Regions from separate parts of the Mus musculus genome. Here region 1 is linked to region 2. Evidence: chromatin loops called from intact Hi-C (ENCODE). Cell type or tissue: left cerebral cortex. All regions are shown on one strand. Links, peaks and the distances in the headings refer to the core of each region. The heading gives the core; the rest is flanking DNA. Region 1 overlaps Fam53b (family with sequence similarity 53, member B). Region 2 overlaps Fam53b (family with sequence similarity 53, member B).

Region 1 (12,098 bases), core at 1,262-9,261, 69 kb after region 2:
TGCAGGCCTGCTCCTGGTTTGGCTGCCCAGAGAAGGGAGTTGCACCCACCAGCGGGGTACCCTTGCATGAAAAGCTGCTTAGGGACTTCATCCAGAGTGCTACCTTCCAGACCAAGAAAGCTACTGCAATTTCCGCCTGAGGGAGGCCCTGAGACTGTGCATCCCCACCACTGTACACACTTCAACTTAGCCCAGGCTCCGCAGTACTCATGGAAGATTGATTAGGAAGCCTCTCTAGTCAGAATTTAGCATTAAGAATATGCTCAGTACCAATGCTGATTTAAGAAAACCCCACAGTGGAATCTGTATTCACGAAAAGCTACCTGCGTGTATCTGTGGGGTGTGTGTGTGTGTGTGTGTGTGTGTGTGTATCTGTGGTGTGTGTGTGTGTGTGTGTGGTATGTGCACAATTATTTTTTGAGACAGGGTCTCTCACTAAACCTGAAGCTTACCTATTTGACAAGCCTCAACTTAGATCTACTAAACACAAAGCTTCAATTTATAGCTGCTTGAACTCCAAAGGCTGTCATATCTACTAGACTCTGTGGAAATGGCCCAGTCAGTAAAGTGCTTGCCTTGCAAACATGAAGAATTGAGTTAAATTTCTAGGACTTACTTGAAAAAGAAAGAATCAAAGAAAGGAAGAAAAGAAAAGAAAAGCCCTAAACTTTGCACATAATCCCAGCACTAGGGAAGCAGAGGCAAGAGGATCCCCTCAGGCACACTGGCTAGCCTAGCCTGCTTGGCAAGTTCTGGCTAATTAGAGGGACCCTGTCTTAGAATACACATGCATGAATGCATGCACGCACGCACACAGGCATGCGCACAACCACATACACACCTATACCTACCTGTGTGCACATGCACACATGTTTACATGCACAAACACACACACGCACTGCTTTAACTCGGAAATGGTGCATATTCCTCTCGAAGGCAGCTCTTCTTAAGCAATCTAGGGCAAGCACCAGCCCTCTGGAATATAGGTTAGCACAGCAGTACAGGCCACACTACAGGCAGCAGGAATGAACAGATGAGGGCTGTCTTGAAGGTGAAAAAAGGATACAAAGCCATCACTTTTCATCTTTATCTGTGCAGCTCGGCTAAGCGCATACAGAAGCCCCTCCCAGGCATGGAGGGAGCTACAGTACTCCAGCCAGATCTGCGTTCATCCACCTTCCCACTGTCCCCTGGGCCTGTGTCTTCCATTGCATGCCTACCACAGCACACTCTACCCTTCTCTCAAAGTTCACGTGTAATGTGTGCAACTTAGGTGTGGCCTCCTCAAACTCAGTCCTGGGCCACACAGCAGGAGCCTCACCAATGTCTATCTGCTAATCAAGGATGAGGATCAACCTCAGAAAGCTGGAAAGTCTCACAGCTGTACTTACAAGATCAGTCCAAGGTGAACTATGTAGCTGGCCCTGGACAGCTTGTACTATGTTGCTAATACACAAGGCAATGCATAAAAACTGTGTTCTAGTGATCTCAGGTGTAAGGTTAGGAAATAATGTCCTATTTGGTGGGAGTACGGAATTACCACTAGATCCACCAAAACCCTTAGCACATGTCAGAGAGCAGACACTTACGAAGTCCTCGCTAACTGGCTAAAAATAGAAAATCCTGTCACTGTGCTCACTGCTGACGCTGGGCGCTCAAGGGATGAGGGGAATTTCCTTCCTGCAAGTGCAAAGCACCCTGACATCTGTAAACGAAGAAGGACCAAACCCTATGCCTGCTTCAGAACGAGACATGTCATAAAAGCTGTTCTCTTCAGTCATAGGATGAATACATGCTTCCTGGGCCAGAATTCCAGGTAATCAAAGTCCATTGGAGTTTCATATTTGAGGAAGGCCTGGAAGTTACAGTGCACAGCTAAAAAGGGGCCTGGCCTTTGCTTCCCCCTCCCCCCTCTTAATAGAGGGGAGGAAACAAAACACAATAGTAAATTACGTTTTCTAGGGCATTCCAATCACTGGCTCACTGTCACAGGGATTTTCTGTTCTTCTTATGCAAACATTTCGAGAGGGAAGGGAATGACATTATTCCAAGACACAGATGTCCTGTGATGGAGAGCAGAACAGATCTGCACATGGGTACAAGAGAGCCCATGCTGTGTCTTGATACTGAGGCCAGCAGCACTCGTGGCCTGTCAAGCACTTGTTTATCAATGAGAAACAACAAAGAGATGGATGGGCTCCTATGTGCACTACTCCAGTTCTCACCACTTGCCACGTGAGAGAACTTACTGCAGCCTGGAGTGTGTGAAGCCATCTCAAAAGGAAGGAAATGGGCCCAGGCCACCGGGGAACTAGTACTTACTGACAGCATGGAGCTACACAGCACCTTCTCCTCCAGGATGAAGAGCAGCATGGGCTGAACAACAGGACTGTGACAGGGCAGGGCCCTAGGGATAAGCTACCGCAATGGTAAGCCACTTAGCCTAAGACAATCATGACCTACCTGCCCATCAGGCAGACCTATTTCTACTACACCAAATTTAATCAATCCATGATTTACAAAAGAGGGGAGGGGAGGGGCTAAAAAAAAATTAAAGACAAAACTAAAAATGGAGGCATTCAGAAAAGTGGCTATGTGGGCTGTAAGGGTGGGGTGGGGCTTAGGAAGTGTGGACTCTGGCCCTAGCAATGCCGCTCACTGACCAGCACCGCCTTATCTGCCCAGTCACTCCCCTTTAAGCCTAGTCACCCTCACCTGACAAATGGGTCAACTAGCTCTCTCAGAAATCCAAGTATAGGAACATAGCCGCTACATGGCTCTATGCCTCTCTGAGCCACGGTTTCCTGACCTGTTACATGCACATGGGAATCCCACACTGGTCCCAGAACAATCACTATACTGGGATGTGTTCAGTTCCACTGTGTACTCCAAGCTGGCTGGACCTAAGCTTCTAAGGATTCTCCCATCTCACCTTGGGAGCCCTGGGGTTGATGATGCACACTATGGCACTGGCTTTAAGTAGTTTTAGAGATGTAAACTCAGCTCCTCACATGGGCAAGTACTTTCCCCACTCAGCCATCTCCTCAGTTCAGGAAATGCTTATGAGGTGTAGGGCCCTTCTGTAGAAATGTTCTTTCCTTCTCATAGGCCAACCTACCTCAGCCCAGGGTACACCGCAGCTTTCCTAACAGTATGGCTTCAGTGATCAGCCAAACAAGGAAAAGCATGACTTCCCCTGTGCTTGTCAGACCCAAGGCTGAGGCACTGAGCAGCCTCTTAACCACTGTCACTTACAGCACTTTATCACAGAGGCAGTGAGGTGAATGGAGCCGACCTTCTCATCCAAGCCAGGATCACACTTATTTTGTGTGTGATACGCTGGAGGTAATACTGGGAACAGACCTCTGAGCTCTGTAGGAACCACAATGGACTTCCCACACATAAAGCACATCCTGACCTCAGTGCACACTTCAAGACTTCCCCTTCCTGATCAGGTGGTGTCAGACCCAATCTATTTTGCAGAGTTGGTACAGAAATTAATCAGAGTGACCAATCACACTTGAGCTTTCTGTCTTTTCTCCTCTATCCTACATCACTGCAACTTCAAGTTCAAGAACACCATCAGCTGCCAAAACAACATCTGAGAGGCTCGGAGCTGCTCAGCAGGTGTGTCTATGACAGACAAGAACCACTAAAGTACCAGCCTTCTTGGGTCACACTGCCAGAACCATCTATCTGGTCCTCAGGATGGGGGGGGGGGTTCCAAAGGGCAGGATCAGCTCCCGAAAGCCCACTCCAGCATTGGCTGCAGCATCACAGCAGGAGGACCCTCCATGTACAAGGGCAACCAGCTGTTAGCAGATAGACCAAAATATCACCGGACTCTAGCATTTTTAGATAGAGAAGAGACTCCCACTAAAGGCTTCACTAAGTCTTAAGTCTAAGCTCGATCCAGGTGTTTAGTCTACTGAACAGGCCATGGAATTAACAGGAGAAATTTGGAGGAGAGGCTGCTCTCTGGGATTTCCTTCCTATGTTTGACAGGGTGTGGAGTCAGAAGAAAGGGCAAGTGTCTCACTTGCAAATTCTTCTCCACTTCCTTCTCCAGCAAGTCACCTGTAAAGGATGAGTGTATAGACCTGGGGGTGGAATCTGGGGAAACAGCCTAGCCAACCAATCACCCAGGCTAGAAGCAAGGCATCTTGGGAAGCTATCTAGCCTCTTTCAAGCCTCAAACCAATCTCTGCACATCTCTAGAGATTCAAAGGACCCTGAAAGAGTTAACCCAGTTCCCAAAGATGAATACACCATCTTCCTCATCAAAAATAACCTATGCCCCAGAAGAAACAGAAATTTGTTCTATTTGTCCAAAATATATCCGACAGTGCTTGACAAACAGCCAAGGCCGCAGGCTGCTGCAGTACTTATCACGCCGTTGCCGTCATCCCTCAGCGGCACCATCGGAACCAGGTTTCGGTGCAGATGTCCTTGCTCTCAGGAAGCCCACTCACTGCGTCAGCAGCAAGGCTCACTGCAGGCTCTGAACACTCCACCTCCACGTACCTCCCAAACCAAGTAAGTAGCTCAGACATGTAGCCATATGGAAGAGGACAGCTCCACAAACCACCAACACTGCCGGCCTGAATCACGAGCCAGGCTAGGGAGGTGTTTCACGCTCTCAGACTTAAAAATAACAACAGGGGTTGGAGAGATGGCTCAATGGTTAGGAGCATTTACCACTCTTGCAGAAGACCCAAGTTTGGTTCCTAGGACCCACATAGTGGCTCATAATCTTTAACTCCAGGCCCAAGGAATCTGATAACCTTGCTCAGGTCTCCAAGGGCTCCTGCATACCCACAGTGAATAAAAACTCAAGTAGGCTCACAATGTCTGTATACAGGTAATAAATCATTTAAATAATGATATCACAGTTAACCACGAATGAGATGAGAACAGATGAAATTTAATAGTTAAGGACAGATGAGAACCTGGCACTTGGGCACAAAATCCATGCTTAGTCAATGGTACATGGAGGTCATGGGAAGTCTATCTGATCAGCAAGTACATCAGTTGATTCAACCAGCTTACTGAGCGAGTATTTTGGGTGTGCTGGGATTGTGGTAAGGTAGAAGACGCAGCCATCCAGAGCCACATTCTCTGCTCCAGGAAGTGGGAATCGGTGATGATTGATGGGTGAGTAAATGAAATCACTGAGAGGCAAAGCTCACACCTGCGGGGTGGAGGACTTGCTCCAGCGGTAAATGCCTACCATAAGAGCAAGCAGACCTGAGACGAGCCCTTAGAACACAGAAAGCTGTGGGGGTAACAGGTCTGCAATCTCATCTCTGGTGAAGCAGGAACAACAGATCCCTAGGGCTCACTGGCCAGCCAGTCCAGCCTAAATGGCAAGCTCCAGGTCCCAGAGGAAGAAGCTTTCTCAAAATCAAGGTGGGGGCTGGAGTTTGATTCCCAAAATCTGGTTATAGCATCTGCACACAGTGGTGTGCACTTGTAATCTCAGTCTCGGAGAGGCAGAATCAGGTGGATTCTCGGGACTCACTGCCCACCTTAGTCATATCAGTGAGCTCCAGGACTCAAGGAGGGATCTCGTCTCAAAAAATAAGGTGGATGACTGCTGAGTAACACCACCCAAGGTTGACCTCTGGCCACACACACACATATACACACCACACCACACACACATACCACACATCACACACATATATACATACATACACACACACACCACACATACCAACACATACCACACACCAAATACCACACACATATACACACACCCCACACACACACCACATATACACATACACACGTGCACACACCACACACACATATACATACACACATACCACACACACTACACACACATACACACATGCGCACACACACACACACACACAAGTAAAATAATTTTAAAAAGAGAAAGTCCATGCTTAATAACAAATAGTGTAACAAACCTGGACTCTGTGAGGTCCAAAACCTTGCACCACAGTGCTATAAAGATTACAAAGCCTTCCCGGATGGCTCCCTCCCACGCCCTTACATGTCCTCTGCCTGAGCAGGTCCTTGTACACTTGACTTATTAACAAACTGGCAAACAAGCACTACAGCTGTGATGTTCATGTGGCACAAACCTATCAAGTGCCCAGAAGGAGCATCTGCCTACTTGAGGTCCCGCCGAGCAGGGCTGGTAGAGCCAGGCTGCTTCAGCCTGACTGGCCTGGTCATGCCTGCAACTGGGTGTGGCCCAAGGGTCAGAGTCAGTACAGAAGTCTTTGAGCAATACTGACCACACCCCCTGGAGAAGCCTCATTCTCTGAGAGCCCACAGAGGGGCTTGGGCCCCTCTGCAGAGAAATCACAAAGGCAGCTAAGTAACAAAACTGCTTCCTCTAAAACTCAGTGGAACCCAACTGCCGCGGAGAGGAGCAGGTCCACCGTGAGATGCATAGGAACAACTCGCCAGTGTCCTAGTCCCACACTACTGCTACTCTTCCCCATGTCCCGGTGAATCACAGGAGCCTTGAGCGCTTATCCATCCATCCTTCAAGACAAAGTACACAGGCCATGTGGCGCTGCTAGGCTGGGAAGTACCCCGACCATCTAACAGAGGGAGCAGCGTGAATAAGCGCAGGGCTATGAGAGTATGGCTGTCTCAACAGAACACCTTCCAGACAGTGCCAAGTCAAAAGGAGGGAAATGGAAGAAAGGGTATAGCAGCTCTCACTGGGGAGAAACTGGATACTGTACTAATGGACAGGAGTCTCAAAGGATATAAAAGAACTAAACTAACATCAGCTGTCCACGGGGAGGACAAATGGGGATCCTGCGGCAGGACACTCACCAAGGAATGCCCTTCTGTGTATTGATCTATGCAAAACTACAGAACATTTTTAGAAGCTAATAGAAATAAACTATAAGGGCCATGGAGATGGTTTAGTCAGTAAAGTGCTTGGCATGCAAGCATGAGGACCTGAATTTAGAACCCTAATAACTGTAAAAATTAAGGTACTGCAGTATGTGCTAGGTATACTTTAGCGCGGGGTCAGGGAAGGGGTATAGAAAAAAACGGAGCCTGGGTCTCACTGGCCAGTCAGTCTGTGAACTCTAGGTTCAATGAGAGACTGTCTAAAAACAACCCAAAAAGCATTAAGGTGATTAGAGGTAGTCTATGCCTACTCCTAGACTCCATACACATGCACACATGCACACCCATGCCCACACATATAAAAAGAACACAGAAGCTTACCAGCTTACAGAGTGGCCTGCACATGCATGGGCTAGTTCTGCCAGGTTAACAAGAAGATGGGCGTGGCTGGGGGTCCAGACTGCTTTTCAGAGCTGAGCTGGTGCCATACACACACACTGCTGTCACTTACAACACAGGAAGCTCCTACAGCCCCTAAATACTCTTTACTGTTTCATGCCTTGAGACCTCTACTCACTGTCTGGCTGGGACTTGTTCACCCCCCTCTCTGACTCCAAACTAACCTCCTTCAAGCTTCCTCCTCCAACTCTAGGAAGCCCCCTCTACCCTGAGACAGGCCCTCAGGCTCTGTATCACTCTGGGCTTCAAACAAAGTTACCTGAGAGCTTCTAGAGGGCACAAACCTACCTTAGGTCAGTCCCAACCACAGTAGCTGGCAGGCAGGGCTACTTGGAAGATGTCTGCTGAGAAGGAACGAGGCCAGGTGTGGTGAGGCCTGCCTGCGAATCTGAGCTCTTGGGAAGCGACAGCAGGAGGAACACTGGGAGCTGGAGGGACCCCTGGGCTAGGTACTGGGCACAACCTGATTTGGTTTTGTGTTTTTAGAAATGGTGAACACCATACTCGCCACACCATGTCAAGTCTCAGCTTTGCTGCTAAAGAGTGCTGAGCCATCTCTTGCTTGTGGAGGTTTCCATGTTATCAAGTAGTGTTATTGACACTAACTCAAAACCTTAAACCTCCCCAGCATACAGAGCTTGAAGCCCAGGCACCACAGCAGAAGAGCAGATCAGAATGCCTACTGACTAGCTAAACAACACCCCCCCCACACACACACACACAGACACACACATCCCCCACAGAACTTTCTACAACTCAACTGTCTTGGGCTCACACCTAGTCATAGGCAATCCTAGAGCACAGAGACCTGCTCCAAAGCCGTTTCCTGTATGTTCAGCTTTTAGAAAATGCCAACTAAAGCCAGAGCAGAGGTAAGGCAGTGTGTATAGGCTAGCCTTTGGGCCAGAGAGAGTGCTTTGTAGGAGCTCCACTCTAATGAGTACAGAGGGCTAAGGGGCAGAGCTATCCCACCGAGTCAAGCACTCAGGTGCTACTGCATTCTAGATGACTCCAACTGCACAGGCAGATCCTGCACACACCTTTCCTATGTCTCCTCCTTCATTATTTCATCCTGGCATCAGAGTCCTGTCTCAACTCCAACCTTTACTGGACTGACTGTGCGGGGGACCTAATGGTCACACAGGACAACTACAGGCTTAATAGATGCCACGGGATGAGTGTCCGGCACAGAGGAACGAGCCAATAATCCCTAGGAGAGAGGTAAAGGGCTGGGATTTCCTGGAGAAGGTCAGGTGTGAGTGTTGGGATCTATAGATGGATAGGAGTTCAACAGTCAGTGTTGGGCTCAGAGTACTCTAAGAGGAAGCCACCAAGTAACATGTCTGACACTCCACCCAGCAAGCTGCAGGGAAGCGGAGAGTTGAGGGCTCTCTCTTAGCTCTAGGCCAGCAAGGCATTCCTCATGAGGCCCAGAGAGGTGTCAGCTTCACAGTGTGGCCAGGGTTCCACCCACTCTCATTACTTTGTTCTGCCCTAATTTGCAGTCTGCCCACCAGACCCCAGCAGGCTTCTTCTGTAGACTTCCAGGAGCTAAGCTTCAAGGCTGTGGTGTACTCAACTCAACAAAGTCAGGTGACCCAGAGGCTCCTGAGAGTGTCTCCAAAACTCCTCCTTCCATACCATAGCCACATAAGGACTCAAAAGCTGCTAAACAGCTACTCCCATCTTCCAGCCCAGCAATCCCGTGCTGACCCACATGTCTCACCCGCTACACCACAGACAATAGGACAACTGTGCTCTCCCCTGGGGAAGAGAATGGCCACACAGAGCCCCATATGAGAACATCACGATGTCTCAAACACCACAGTCATAAATGTGTGCTCAAGCCACGAGCTCCCCACGTGTTCTTATAGCTATGAAAGCACAAGGGCCAATGTGACACAGCTGCTGGGAGCGGGAAGTGGAGGGCAGGGCCTTGGGACTGCAAAGGGGAGTTGTTCCAACTGCAACTAACCTAGTATCTTCCAGCTCTTAAGGAGCAGGACAGCAAAGAAGGAAGGAAGAAGGGAGGAAGGGAGGGAGGGAGGGAGGGAGAAAAGAAGAAAGGGACTCCTTTATAAAGCAAAACTGAATGAGCTGGCTCGGTGAGTAAAAGCACTCCCTACACAAGAATGGTGACCGGAGTTCAATTGCTAGAACCCACATAAGGAGGAAGAACCAACCCTGTAAAGTTGTTCTCAAACTTCCACAAGCAGGCTGTGGGATGTGTGTGCCACCCCCCACACACATTATTTTTTTTTAACTGACAAGAAGGTAAAGTGACTCCCTGCTGCCTACCAGCTAGTCCATCCTTTTCAGTGTACACAGGGTAGCCACGGTTTCAGCCTTAATCCATTTGGCTTTTAGCTGTCAATCTCAGCAAGCACTAAGTCTCCACAGCCACCTTCAGCAGCACTGGAATGTCTCAGCAGCGCTGCATGGTCTCAGCACACACCTTCTTGGTTCTAGATCTCCACTCTTCAGCCACTATAGGGGTCCTTCCCTTCCAGAAGCTCAGGTGAAAGAATCCCACCCCTACACAGGGTCCCTGAGTTCAGGCCACTTGGGACAATAAAGTTCCAACACAGACTGACAGCTGTTGTGAGGAATCTTGAGCATTTCAGAGAGCAAAGTCAATGCTTGATGGTTCTGTCAGTCATTCAACCACAGTCTTTCTTGGAGAGAATAGGTAAAATAAGCCGCTCTGAGAAACCAAGGCTTCAAACTCGAAGACACTACAGTCATCTCCTTTGGCATCCAAGGTCCGGATAAAGAAAGTGAGGGGATAGGGATGGGCAGAGGGTGATGCACGTACGAGAGAACTACCTCACAAGGTGGGTGAAAACCCGTAGGTTAGCCTACACGCTTGGGCTAAACGCATACTTTGACGGCTGCTTCAACAGCAGCAATAGCAGCATCACCTCAAAGCTCATTACAAACAAGACCTTGGGGAGGACCAAGATGTATCAGAAACACTCGGAGGTGGCCAACGGTCACCATTTAAGTAGATTCAGTCCCAGAACCCAAGCAACAGAGATGGCCATTTGCAAAGGAGAAAACCAGGACCCATAAAGGTTGCATCTCTTGTAAAAAGTCAAGAGCCCAAGAGGGGCAGGGATCCCACAGCCCACCCAGCACTTCCTCTGGACCAGGACCCGAAGGAAAACTGTTCCCAGCTGTCTCCACAACGCACTCAGGGACCTCTGGCATTGTGAGGTCTTTGAGCCCTGACTCCAGAGACTTGGCCTAACACACCAAGGGATGGGGCCAACCCTGAAATTTAGGATTGTGGAAGGTGGGCACAGATGAGAACAACAAATTTCTGCCGAGAACCCGGGGAGACAAGAGGGCTCTCAGGCAATGTGACATATGCCACACATCTCTTAATTCAGCTGCAAACCGAGGATGACACTGAGAGGCCCAAATGAGACAAAAAAGAAATTTGCAGAGGGTCTGTGGCCAGAGGAGGAAATAACAGAGCTGGGTGACATAAAACTAGCTGCTATCAGATTTGTGGGAGAACGCAGAGAGAAAAACACCATTCTTTTTTTTAAACCTTGTACATGTGTGTATTTTCTTACATCTATGTCTGTGCGTTAAGTGCACACAGAGGCCAAGGGGGGTGGCAATGGGCATCAGATGGCCCAGCTACTCTAGAAGAGGACTCTTAACTACTGAGCCATCTCTCATCCCAAAGAGCCTTCCCCGCCCCTCCCTTTTTTTTTTTTTTTTTTTTTTTTGGTTTTGCAAGACACCAAAGTTTTTTTTTCTGTGTAGCCCTGGCTGTCCTAGAACTCCATCTGTGAATCAGGCTGGCCTTGAACTCAGACCTGCCTGCCTCTGCCTGCTCGGTGCTGGGATTAAATGTGTGTGCCACCAACTCGAGGACTGCTTCATTCTTAATTGCCACCTGCACTCTTTCTTTCCATGAGTTTCACTGAACCTCTGCCGAAAAACGCAAACTAGAAGAATCTGCAAGGCGCATTCAGTTTGTCCTCGGCAGCTCTTCTTTACCACCAGCAGAAATTATCTACTTTATACACGGCAGCGAGACAGTCTGTCAAGAGACGTTAAAGACAGCATCCTTATTTTAGAAGGAGTCGTGCAGTGTCTGAAAACTGTGAAGGCACTTCTCAGACTGAGAAGATTAAATGGGATAAAGCACCTTGAGGGACTTTATGAGGGGAAGGGACAAAAGAATCCGTGGGCTGGTCTCATGAAGTGACCCAGGGACACCACAGAGCTGATGGGTCCTAGGTTAAGACTGGCCCTTGGGATGTAGACATGCATGGACTTCCACTAACAGTTATTGTGGGAGCATACAATCTCCAAGCTCCTGCTCACTTGGGAGTTTCCTTACAGGTAGAGCAGTTAGGACTGTGTTGCCAAAGACCTTGAACAACGAAAAGAACAATATGCAGGGTGTTTCTACCCACCGCCATTTACCACTGCTAACCCCGCAGCAAATAACCTGGTAAGAGAAGCTTTGAATCTGTCTTCTGAATGTCTTGACCACTCCAGAAAACTCAAATGCTTTCTGGGGCTGCACAGGGAAGAGATGAGGAGATAGCTGCACGGGGAAGGAATAACACCGTTGTTCAGATGATATGCCTATCAACCGCCAAGTGCTTCAGGTACACATAAATGCTGTGCAGCTTTGAGGGAAAGGCCCCAAACCAGCTTATTAATAGAAACCAAAATGCTACATTATACTCTGTGAAATCTTATGATGTTTAAATCTTGTCAAGCAATTAAAATATTAGCAAGGCATGGTGGCACGTGCTTGTAATTGT
Region 2 (12,098 bases), core at 2,601-10,600:
TTCCTGGGGGGTGGGGGAGTGGGAATAGCTTTAGGGACCATAAAGTTCTTTCAGATAACAGAATCCCTCACTGTGGGCTTTCTGGGAACCAGGGCACTGGGGTGTGCATCCCACGCCCTCTCAACTACCTTCCTCTGTGATCCACCAGGCAGGGCTTGTAGGTCATGCCTCCACCAGCTTTCTACTTTGCTTTCTCAGTGCCCCCAAGGCCAGCTGGGCCCCGACCACCACCACAGGGACCCACCAGGCTACCCAACCTGGGGTTATAGGAGCGGGGCTTCCTGTACTTTGGGTCTGGTTTTAGAGAAACATTGCCTTATACATCAGAACTTGAGCCTCGGTTCTTCTGGTGTATGGACAAATTAAAGTTGAAACAAAAGGTTCCCATCAAGGTCTTTCTTTAGGAGAAAGGTAACAGCCATTTGGGCTCAGCCAGCAGACAGTGAAATCTCAGAGGGTAGGCACAGCAGAGCAACTACAAATGTGCCTAGATCACATGTCCGCAAACCCAAGAGAATGCACCAGTTATTTTTAGCCTTATGGGAAAACAAGCCACTTGTGTAAGCCAGCCCACTTGCTATTGTCTGCAGAAGATGCCAAGTTTGCTAAAAGCCAGAGTCCCAGCGTGCAGAGCCCTGTAGCATGTCTGCAGGGAGGACTGAGGGGAGCTGCCGGAACGGATGCCCTCTGGGAATTATGCTGGGAGTGAGGAGCTGCAAGGGGGAGTGTGATTCAAGCCATGCTGTGGCTGGGCCTGCAGAGGAGAGCCTGGGGCTAGGCTCACATCAGTGGACTGGGGGTGGGGGGTGTCTTGAAGCCAACGGTGGTATGCTTTCATTAAAGCCAGCAGTGTCTGTGAACAAGCAACAATGTGCTAGGAATGTGGTGGAGGCTTGCAGGCCCCCAACATAGACTGCTACAGAGAGGAGCCTGCAGAGTGGCTAGCCTGCAAAGCAGCCAGCAGACATCCCTCTACCCAGGAATGTACACAGGGCCGAGACTTCTGCACCTGTTTGTAGATCCTGAGGACACTATGAAGAGGTCATCTTGCCACTGACATCTCTATACACAGCTGAATTCACTGAGCTCAGCTCTCAGGGACTGGGGACAGAAGGAAGGCTACCAATGTCAGCCTTGCCAAGGCAGCCCCTGAGGTGGCAGAGGTGTGGGTGATTCTTGGTGACATGGGAGAGCTGGTGGGCCCACCTTTCAGTCAACACAACCACCAAATGCCTACCCAATATGGATGGCTTCTGGTCATTCCTAACTATCCCCTGATCCCGAAAAATGGGACATGGATTATCCCAGAATCCCTGCCAGTGCCCCAAATGGATTAAGGCCACACGGTCTGCTGTCACTACAAGAGGTGTCTCCCGAACCTTCCCAAGCCTGGGCCAGGGAGACCTGGGAGAGAAGGCACGGAGTAAACTAAGTAAAGGAGGCTTTGGGTAACTCCCCAGAAGGAACCTGAGCAAGGCTATAAGGGGGCTCAGGCCCCCGGCATCCTACCTGAAGGGTGCAGCTGGCCCAGCCCTACTGGAAAATGGTGGCTACCCAGCACTCCGTAAGGAACAAAGAGGAGGATACCAAACCGAAAACCTGTTTTGGGCTACAGTAGTTCCATGGAACTGGTGGGAGGCCAGCTGTCGCCTGTGAGGTGTGGCCAAGTTGCCTTCACAAATTTGGGCACTACAGGGTGATGGCTGGTTCCTTTGAAAATGGGTGGGCTCCATTTTTTGGAGGAGCCTCTGTCAGACCCAGGAGCCAGGTCCCCCTTAGAGTGACCTAAGGCCTAGAGGAGTGCCTCCTCCCCAGGTCAGGGCCCTCAGTTGTTCTCTATCTGCTCAATGTCCAGCTCGCCATCCAAAGAGCAGAGGCTGTTCGTGCAGGCTCCCCGGTCCCGCCAGGATGTGGCCGGATCCCCCTTCCTGCAGCAATCCTCATCTAGACTGCAGCCATCTGACTCGTCACAGGATAGGTCCTCCTGGCAGGTGAACTGGTCATCAAAGGAGTGGGGAACAGGCTCAGGAACTGGGGTCCCAGCAGGAGTCCTGCCCCCTGGGCTGGAGGCTGAGAGCAATGCGGTCCAGGATCGGGTACTGCTGACGAGGGCAAAGGGGCTCTGGGAGCTGTGGTCGTCCACCCCCATGTTCAGGCAACTGAGGCTGCTGAAGGTCTGACAGTTCTGTGGAGGAAGAGATACAGTGGTCAGTGAAGAGGCCAGACTCGCTTTGGAACCTCAGACCACACATCCTACATAACCACACAAAGCCTAGCTGGTAGTTAATCTGCCAGGCTGTAGTAAGATCACCAAGTCTGAGGATGGTTCATGAAGAAGTGCCTCTGGCCACTGAACACAACCTGTGGCCAGTCACTACATAAAAGGCAAAAATGTGATGAGGCCCAGCTTGTGGGCAGCTGCGGTGAGGTGGGCAAACCTCAGACTTAATAGGTGGCCTGGTAACAAGATGTCTGATCTAAGGCTATTTCATCCCAGGTGTCCCTTGTCCAGCCAGGACCCACTCCCTCTTCAGTGCGCACATCCTTACCTAACGTGATGTGTGCAGTCAGCCCTCAGCTGAGAACTATACCTGCTATGATGCAGATGCTCAGCAGAGGCTGCTAATACTGTGCCCTTCGCTCTTTATGTGCCGATACAATGTTTTCCCTGAGTGGTTTTTTTTAAAGATTAATTAATTAATTTATTTAATGTATGAGTACACTGGCTGTCTTCCAACACACCAGAAGAGGGCATCAGATCCCATTACAGGTGGTTGTAAGACACCATGTGGTTGCGGGGAATTGAACTCAGGACCTCTGGAAGAGTAGTTAGTGCTCTTAACCACTGAATTTTCTCTCTAGCCTCTTCCTGAATGTTTTTTTTTTAAAGATTTATTTATTATTATATGTAAGTACACTGTAGCTGTCTTCAGACACACCAGAAGAGGGAGTCAGATCTTGTTACGGATGGTTGTGAGCCACCATGTGGTTGCTGGGATTTGAACTCTGGACCTTCGGAAGAGCAGTTGGGTGCTCTTACCCACTGAGCCATCTCACCAGCCCCTGAATGTTTTTTTAATCTGAGGTTTTGACTGAGTCTGAGAAGACAGTTTAAGGTCTGTGGGAAGAACAGATACAAGACTTTTTTCTTGGTGGTACTGGAGGCTGGACATCCAGAGCCTTCCATGTGCTAACTTTATCCTCTACCTGAACTACATCCCCAGCCCCACATGAATACCCATGGCCACACTGTATTAAATAAAACTAGTGAATGACCCAGATTCCACATGTCCTTTCAGACAAGAGACACAGACTAGGGTGGCCGTGAGCTCACTGACACAATATCATGTTTCTTACGAGAAGGGGGCCAAGTTAGATGGAATCAGCACCAGGCTATGCTGTGGCCATAACCCCTACCCTACCCACTTCCTCTGTCCAGAAAGAGGTGGGATGGGGCGGGGCGGGGCGGGGCAGGGAGGGGGCATTTGAAATCTTTATCTGACGTCTTAATTGAGTACTATCAGAACCATTCAGGGATCTGGTCTTGAGTTCTGGGTTCCTCCTGGAGCTGAAGAAGCTGGTATCTAGAGGACGGTACTTTTGACCCACACTGATCTGCAGCAGGAGGAGCAGGCTCGACTGCCTCTAGCCCTCAGCCGCTGGGGGCCTCAGTGGCCTCATCGGAAAGAGGTGTTATAGTAACAGCCGCAGGAAGTGTGGCTGCACAAGAGCTTCTCCCTGGTGAGGCACCAGGGATAGCTGAAGGAACCATCGAAGACAATACTGTCTTAAGCCACTGACCGGAGTGTCAGGTGGTGCCACCAAACCAGAGATTCAACAACACAGTTCGAATGTGGGTCTCCTAAGCAGACGTGGACAGGGGCTGTTGCAGCAAGGGGCACTCGTGGCCCGCCTGACTTCCCTCAAAGGCCCTGTAGCAACCGGGGAAAGAGGCTTTGGCTTTTCCCCAGTGCACAGGAACTTAATAGCACCTGCTGCCTCTCACCTGCCAATGAAAGGCACAGACCTGTCCCAAGGGCCCCAATCCTTTCAAAGGCCAAAGTGTTTGTGTCGCTTTGAAATAAAGATGTCTGCTGGCTGCCACTGCAAACAGGCTATTAAAACAGGCTCAACAGACAGAAGATGAAAGGTGCTCTCTCTAGGGGAAGGTGGCTGTGCCTGTCACAGGCACACACACTGTTCCTGACACTCCACAAAAGACACCCTCCTGATTGGTTCACTTTTCTTGGGCTCTTTCAATTAACAAAGAAAGGAGAGGCCAACAAGTTGGTTCAATGGACAAAGACAAGGCACTATGCCTGACGACCTGAGTTCAATCCCTAGAGAACTGACCCCCCCCCCCAAAAGTTGTTCTCAGACTTCCACAAGCTCACAACAGCAAACACACCCATCCACAATTTGCCTAATAAATAAATATCAAGAAATAAATAAAAGAGAAAAAAAAAACAGGCTGAGGTGCTGAGGGGCTCAGCTCTGGGTTTCAGGCCAGAAGACCCCCAGCCAGCTGTAAACCTGCTGATGCTGGGATTTGCTGTCTAGTGTAAACCCATAGTCACAGGATGCATTCCTTCATTGCCACAGCAGTATCTGGGCACACCTCAGAGGTCCCTTCTGCCTTCCAGGCTACTGGCCTGAGCTGAGTGAGACATCATGGCACAAGAAAGATGGATCAATAATGGCAATGCTTTCCTGGGACAAGCTGAGTGGGTAGAGGAGGCCTAGGGGTGAGGCCAAGACTAGTCAAGGACTCAGGAGCTCACAGAGCCCAACCCCCTCTCCTGCATCCCTGGCTAAGTAAGTACTGCATCTTTTTGCCTGAACAGGTGTGTAATTGTAAACAGCAATGCTTACACCTGCGAGCCTCAAGTCCTCGCTGACTGCTCTGGCTGGGTAATGGCAGCAGTGCCTGAGGATCACCACACCTACCCACTGTGCCAGATGTCAGATGCCAGAACAGGGCCTCACTGTTCTTGGTAAAGTGAGCAAGGGCAGGGCCTGGGGATAGAGCCCAAAAGAAATACCCCACCCTAGTGCTCTAGGGCTGTGCTCTCCTTATCTTGCTGGAATCATCCTGTCTCATCTTGATCTTGCCCAGCAGATGATCTAAGGTATAGCTAATAGGTCCCAATTCTGTGACCAATGTAACAGCATATGTGGCCAGACTGTGTGTTCCAAATTCATATGTCAGTGCCTAAAGAATCAAGAAGTGGGGTCACTGGTGGGTGCTGGGGTCACAGGGTTAGAGCCCCTGGTGAGTTGAGAGTTAACGCTGTAAGGATGAGAGACCACATCTCCCCCTTTGTCATGTTAAGAATCACAAGAAGAGGGTGCCATCTGTGAAGAAGCAATCCCTAGCAGGCATGGCCCCTTTAGTGCAGGGACGATGACCTTCCTGGCCTCTAGAACCAGAGGCCACTCTGTTGTCCCTAAGTTACTGGCTGTAGGGGTCTCCTGTTACAGTGAAAACACTAGCAGTTATGTTAAGCATGTGACATAGCCCATGGTAGAGTACCAGGGACCCATTTGCTGGACCTAAAAACTACCAAGGTCACTTGGCCATTTCAGAAGTAGGGTCGGCCTCATATGGCATCATGGCTTCAGGCAAGCTATCTCAACCCCTGAACGTTGGTCTGTCTGTTAAATATGGGTGGCCAAGAGCATCTTGGGGTCATGCCTCCCCCAACAGTCTACAATAACAGATTTTTCTTTCTTCATAGCAGGGTGGGAAGCTATGAGGCCTGAGTGATGCATTTTGTTCCAGGCAAACCACAGACTACCACAGAAAACCCCCAGTAGTCCTCAGAGTCATTTATCTGTCCTCTGCCTGCAAAGCCAGTGTCATTTGGAAAACTTTGATGACTCAGAATTCAGTCATTTAGCCAAAGTGAAAAATGAGAACCACCACATAATCCAGTGGCAAGACCCACCCGCAGGGGACACTGTGCCTGCGGCCACAGTGGGGCAGTGAGCCTGCTGTCCAGAATCTCAGCCCATTGGTGGGTAAGACACTCGGGCAGTCACACATGGAGTTCACCCATGCTCAGGCCCACCACATCTTCAGCACTGCTTGCCTCCCCTCTCCTAGCAGCTCCTGCTGTTCCCATGCGTGAGGAGGCCTGTGTACCCTCAAAGGTCTGGGAGAAGGCAGAGTGGTAAGATTCAAAGGGCCACATGAACATATCATTCCAAGTTGAAATTGCTACTCTAGGGCTTACTTTGCCTCACCTAATAACTTTTGTTCTTGAGGCCCACCAAGAAGGCCTGCAGGCTCAGTGGAAACTGTCCTTACGGCCCTGAGCTAAAGACCAGAGACACTGAGCCCACTCTTAGAGTCCACAAGAGGAATTATAGAACAAAGCTGTTCCCAGGGCACTTTTCTATAAAGCCAAGCCGACTCTAGCTCTAGCCAGTCACAGCAGAGGCTCTAGCTCAGCCTCAGCCCCAGCCTTCTTGGGCTTGCTGGAAAACACTGATATATCTTCCTTCCCCCAGCCACAGGGCCTTTCTGTACACAGACTTACTGCAACATCTTACTTCTGGGTAGGAGGCTCTGGGCTGAGCAGAGATAAAGGTGGCTTGCTCCCGGGGTCCTTGCTTTCCTGGCATAAGCTGAAGCCCAATCCCCCGAGGGAAACACATCAAACCAACATACCCTCGGCCCTGCTGCCTGGACTGGGTGACTGCCCTGCAGGGCCCTGTGCTGGGATCAGCCTGTTCTCTGCCGCAGGTGCTGTGGGCCAGCACGTCAAGCATGGTGATGGGGTCCCAGAAAGGTCTTCTGAGGTACTCAACCGTCTGTTTCCTCAGCAGTGACACGGAAGGCCTGAGCAGAGCAGGTGACAGCAAAGCTCCCCCGCGCCCCCTAGGGAATACTGCCTGGGTGCCAAGGGCCCCAAGCTTATAAGCCCTGTCCCTCATACTTAGACGTGGGCATCTGGGGACGCAGACAGACCAGCTGGTGTGTGTGGGCTGGGGGTGTATGCCTAGGAACAGATGGCCCAGCATCCTTCTCACCCTGTTGGAGGCCTCAGAGGAGGAGTACAGGCCACCCAGATTCTACAGCCACAGGGTCTGGGCTTCTCTGTTGCCCTCACCTGGGAAGTGCACTGCTCAGATCTTCGTCCAGCTATTTCAATGGGTTACTTTAAGGAATGCAAAGGCAACGAGGCAGACTGGGGGTGGGGGTGTCTGCTGATGTCTTACCTAGTTCCCTTGGCCCACAAAAGCACCTGCTTGCTTGGCTGCTACCTGCTTACAGCTGTCCTTTTTAGAATAGCTGGGGGCCAAGAAGCGTGGAGGACAGCTTTCTCATAGAGGCAATCCCAGCTCAAGATGGACTGTCAGAGGTGGAAGAAGTATTATCCTGCAACCAGGGGAATGCCATCTCAAGTGCTAGCCATGCTACCTGAGCCAGAGGCAGAGGCCCAGCTCCTGTGTTGCTTCTCTACACGGTCTTTCCCCGTCCTGTGAGGCTTCCCTGCCCTCTACCTGGTTTCTTCAAAAGCCTCCCTCCACCAACCACCTGCTTAATCCCCAACTCAAGCTTTGTTTCTTGGAACTGAAACATGGTACTCAAGATGGGACACATGTGACCACCAGGTCTGTCACGTATTTGCTTCCCAGTGCCTCTGTTCCTCAGGCCCTGAGCCGATGCTGCTGCTGGGCCCTGCCTGTCTAGAGTCCAGTGGTCGCACTAGCTGCCTTGAGTCTTCCAGGAAGTCCTGGCTGCCGGAGACACCAGCCTCTGAGCAGCCAGTGTGTCCTATACACAGATGCTACATGAGGACGTCTGAGAGTAACAGGCTGCGTTCACCGGGCGCAAGCTTGCTTTCCCTTGGACAAAAAGTACCCAGTCCCTCCCATCCCACCCCTGCCGCCACCACTCTTCAAGACTGCCATGCTTGCCTCGATTTTTAATGCCACCCCCTCCATTTTTTAATGAACAAATAAGAACAATGTTAAGGGGCTGGGAGACAGCCCTGTCACTAAAATGCTTGCCACGTAAGCACAAGGGCCTGAGCTGGATCTTCACAGTCCCTGTGCTTTTGACTTTGTTTTGTTTTTAAGAGCCAGGTGTGGTGCTGCGTGCTTGTAATCCCAGAGCTAGGGACCAAGGAGACACAGATCCTTGGGGCCTGCTGGCTAGCAAGCATGACCTAAGGTCCAAACCAGAGAGAGGCCCTGACTTAAAAAAAAAAAAAAACCAGGGTGGGGGTCTGGGGGGCTGGGGAGACGGCTCAGCGGCACTGCTGCTCTTGCAGGATGCTGGGTGTAATCCCAAGCACCCACATGTCAGTTCGTAAAACCACCTGTAATTCCAGCTCTAGGGGGGTCTGATGCCCCTTTTCAGGCCCCCACAGGCTGCTGCACACATGGGGTGCATACAAATTCATGAAAGCATGCATAAATACCCATGAGAAGAGAATGAATTGAATAAATGAATAAATGGGACGGGAACTGAGAAACACCACCCAAGGCTAACTCTGGCTTCCACATGTATACACACACACACACACACACACACACACACACACCTGAATATGATCACACATGTGTACCTGTACATGCACAAACACATAAATAAAGATTTAAAAAAGGAGACATTTTAGTCCCCATATTCTAGCTCTTAGGGCCACCTCACGTCTTCCTTAAGATGCCACCATCACAAAGCCAGTCTGTGCGGCCAGGTGGGTAGCCTGGCTCCAGCTGGCCTTGCATGAGGCTGGGCCCTTGGATCTGCCTGAGTGGAGCCATTTCCTACCCAGCACACACTTGGACAACAGAACTGTGCAAGCGGCCGGGCGGTGGTGGCGCACGCCTTTAATCCCAGCACTTGGGAGGCAGAAACAGGTGGATTTCTGAGTTTGAGGCCAGCCTGGTCTACAAAGTGAGTTCCAGGACAGCCAGGGCTATACAGAGAAACCCTGTCTCGAAAAAACAAAAAAAAAACAAAACAAACAAAGAACTGTGCAAGCATCTCAAAACAATAGGCCACGAGACAAGTGTTCTATGTCTCCTTTGTGCTGGGGCTGACAAAGCATGTAGTTTCCTAGATTTTGTTTTGATTTGTTTATTTATTTATTTTGAGACAGAATCTCACTGTGTAACTCTGGCTAGCCTAAAACTCACATAGATCCACCTGCTCTGCTGCCTGAGTGCTGGGGTTAGAGGCCACCAGACTTGGCTTTTGACACATACTCTTTTAAGCAGGGTCAGCAGCACCACACCCAACCCACTTCTGTGTAGTGCTCACCTCTGGGCCTTTTAAAGCCTGGATGGCCTCCTGACCCTCAGGAATGTAGGAAATGTTGGCTGGAAAACTGGGTGGGAGCCAGGATGCCAGGACTGAGGACAGAAGGGACTCTGAGAGCACCGCTGACTTGTCACCAAAGACTCCGGACTCTTCCCAGATCACAGGCTCTAGAAGCCAACAGACTAATGGGGGTGGTAAATACCTGCTGTGTGGAAGCCAGCCCTGTAACTGGGAAGGTTCCTGCCTTCCTTTGTGGGCCACTGCGTCCCAATGTCCCTTCAAATGCCCTGCAAGCACCTGCTTCATGCTGGGAGATTGTGGCTACCCCACTAGGACCTATACCAATGAGCAACAGACTACAGGGCCTATCTCAGCTCAGGCACTCATTTGTCCTTTCTTACTAACAGGGGACCAGGGACCAGGAGACATGATGTACTTCAAAACTCTGGGAGTTGCCTCTAGGCCAGAAAGCCACAGGGATGTTATATGGCTGCTAAATCCTGCCATTCTCAGAGCCACCACAGGAAAAGCACCACAAAGCTTTGAGAAGCCCCCTTCAGGAAAAACCTTCCTACCCACAGTCACTCTGGACCTTGGCTTTCTCTGTTCTGGTTCTCCCTTGCTGTACCTCTGGGGACCACCTTCCTGTTATATTCTACATGTTGTGCTCTAGTCTTGGGTAATGCTGGAGGCTCCAGGACCAGATGGTAGAATGGACTTGAAGAAGATGACCTAATATAGAGCTTGTCATTTTTGGAACAGGCATAGCCCCCTAAGAACCTAGGAACATGAAAAACAGACCAAGGGCCAGCGGCCTTAGCCAGAGATAGCAGGACCAGACCCCTGAGGAGTAAAAGAAAGGCCCAACAGAGTCCCTGATATCACCCATCAAATAGAGCGCTGTCAGGGCGGGGCTGTTTTGTAACAGGAAACGCCCAAGCTAACCACGTGACTCAGAGTTCTTAAGGATTGGCTAGAGCGATGCTCACTGGCTCAAACCTTCCAGACAGGCCAGAGCCTGGCCCTACTCCAGTCAACTCATTGCTCCCAACATGTGCTCTGGACCGTGCAGTCATGTGAACGCCCTCTCCTGCCAACTGTTCTGGCTACCCAAGCTCCTACCTCCCTTCTTTCACTGGCATGCTCGATCCCTAGTATACTCAACCTTGCACGCCTCGTTTTGGAGCAGGCCTCACGTTCCTATTTTTACTCTGTTCCCTGCCAACCATACAAAGAACCCTGGTCATGCCCACAACCATACAGGGAATCCTGGTCATGCCCCACAACCATACAGGGAACCCTGGTCATGCCCACAACCATACAGGGAACCCTGATCATGCCCCACAACCATACAGGGAATCCTGATCATGCCCCACAACCATACAGGGAACCCTGGTCAAGCCCCACCACCTAGTTCACGGACTGCCTCACAGTGTTACTGAAGGGCCCCGACCTAGAGTGGGTAAGAAAAGATCTTGGAGGTCTAGAACCCTGCAGATTTTCTGAATGGCCGTTAGCCAGTGTCTCCTCTCTGCTGCCACCCAACAGGACACATGAAGGTTTCTGTTCCTGCTCTAGGCCCCAGGATGGCAGGTGGCATGCCTGAACACAGAGGGTGTGGAAGCCAACTTCAAGGGCCTCCCTAAGCCCTCACAATTAGAAAACAAACATTTTGTTTCTTCAGTGAACATTCCACTCAGTGCAAACTCAGGAAGGAGTTTGTGAAACCACTTCACTCAGTTTGCTGTGAAGAGGATTCTTTGCTTAACAGAAGTTAAGGGATCTTTCCAAAGCACACAGGGATCTGGCTAGGGGCCCAAGCCAATGCCGTCTTAGCCCACAGCCTTCAGGGCAGTCCTGGCCAGCAGAGTCCTGGAGCAGCCTCCACAGCAGCTCTGGGGCACACAGGTGGGTCCTGGCCCTCAGAGAGGGTGACGGGCCCTGGCTGTCTGCAGCTGCTTAGAAGCTGTGTATTCTAAGAGATTGCAACTGGACCCAGGAGGCAGGACTGTTGCACACCAGGGTCTTCTCAGCTCTATCTCTAGAGCTGATTGCTGCCATTCTAGATATTGTGAGCCATGGAATGTAACTCAGGGAATAGGAATCCATACTGGAAAAGTGAGTGAGTCTCAGCCAGTGGCAACCATCTTACCCTACAGATGGGCCAATCAAGGCTGAAGGAGGAAGAGACTTGTCCCAATTTTCACACCTAATGGATGTGCAATCAGATCTCACAACTTCTGGAACAGGCCTAGGAGTGAATGTGAGTGTCTGAGTGTGAGTGTGTGTGAGTGTGTGAGAGAGGAGGGAGGGAGGGAGGGAAGAAGAAGAAGGGAAGGAGAGATAGAGGGAGAGGAGAAAGAGGGGGGGGAGAGAGAGAAAGAGGGAGAGGAGGAGGAGGAGGAGGAGGAGGGGAGAGAGAGAGAGAGAAAGAGAGAGAGAGAGAAGGCAGGCACTAAAGGATGTGTGCTGTGTGGTTCTGTGTACAGAGAATGTCAAGGATAAATAAGTCTGCAGGCAGAACACAGATCAGTATTTGGCAAATCTGGGGAATAATAACCAGTAGGCACACCTCTGCTTTAAGAAGCAACAAAGTGTGGGGCTGGAGAGATGACTCAGTGGTTAAGAGCATTGACTGCTCTTCCGAAGGTCCTGAGTTCAAATCCCAGCAACCACATGGTGGCTCACAACCATCCATAATGAGATCTGATGACCTCTTCTGGGGTGTCTGAAGACAGCTACAGTTTATCTACATATAACAATAAATAAATCTTTTTTAAAAAAAGAAAGAAAGAAGGAAAGAAAGAAAGCAAGCAAGCAAGCA

What was found. A loop is a pair of places that touch in the nucleus more often than their neighbours do. Peaks named below come from ENCODE experiments on the same cell type or tissue, not always from the same donor. Only the 100,000 strongest peaks of a DNase experiment are listed, where the experiment ranks them.
Region 1: a loop joins it to region 2, with 3 times the contacts of the local background. A loop is called at or near these places in 6 of 42 quality-filtered maps.

What each region holds. Positions count from the first base shown.
Region 1 is chr7:132,784,546-132,796,643 of GRCm38, forward strand. All of the region lies in intron 1 of Fam53b (family with sequence similarity 53, member B), which reads right to left. Among named protein-coding and RNA genes, the nearest start is that of Fam53b, 23 kb to the right of the region's middle. In left cerebral cortex, for the core only: no CTCF peak of the experiment used is centred there; DNase peaks (open chromatin) are centred at 1,700, 2,110, 4,509, 5,152 and 2 more places; H3K27ac peaks cover 7,831 bases.
Region 2 is chr7:132,713,818-132,725,915 of GRCm38, forward strand. It overlaps Fam53b (family with sequence similarity 53, member B), which reads right to left. Exons shown (of 5, transcript NM_001381858.1): 5 at 1-2,185. The coding sequence ends at 1,826. Among named protein-coding and RNA genes, the nearest start is that of Fam53b, 94 kb to the right of the region's middle. In left cerebral cortex, for the core only: a CTCF peak has its summit at 2,760 (motif pointing right); DNase peaks (open chromatin) are centred at 6,966, 7,525, 7,716 and 10,335; H3K27ac peaks cover 4,443 bases.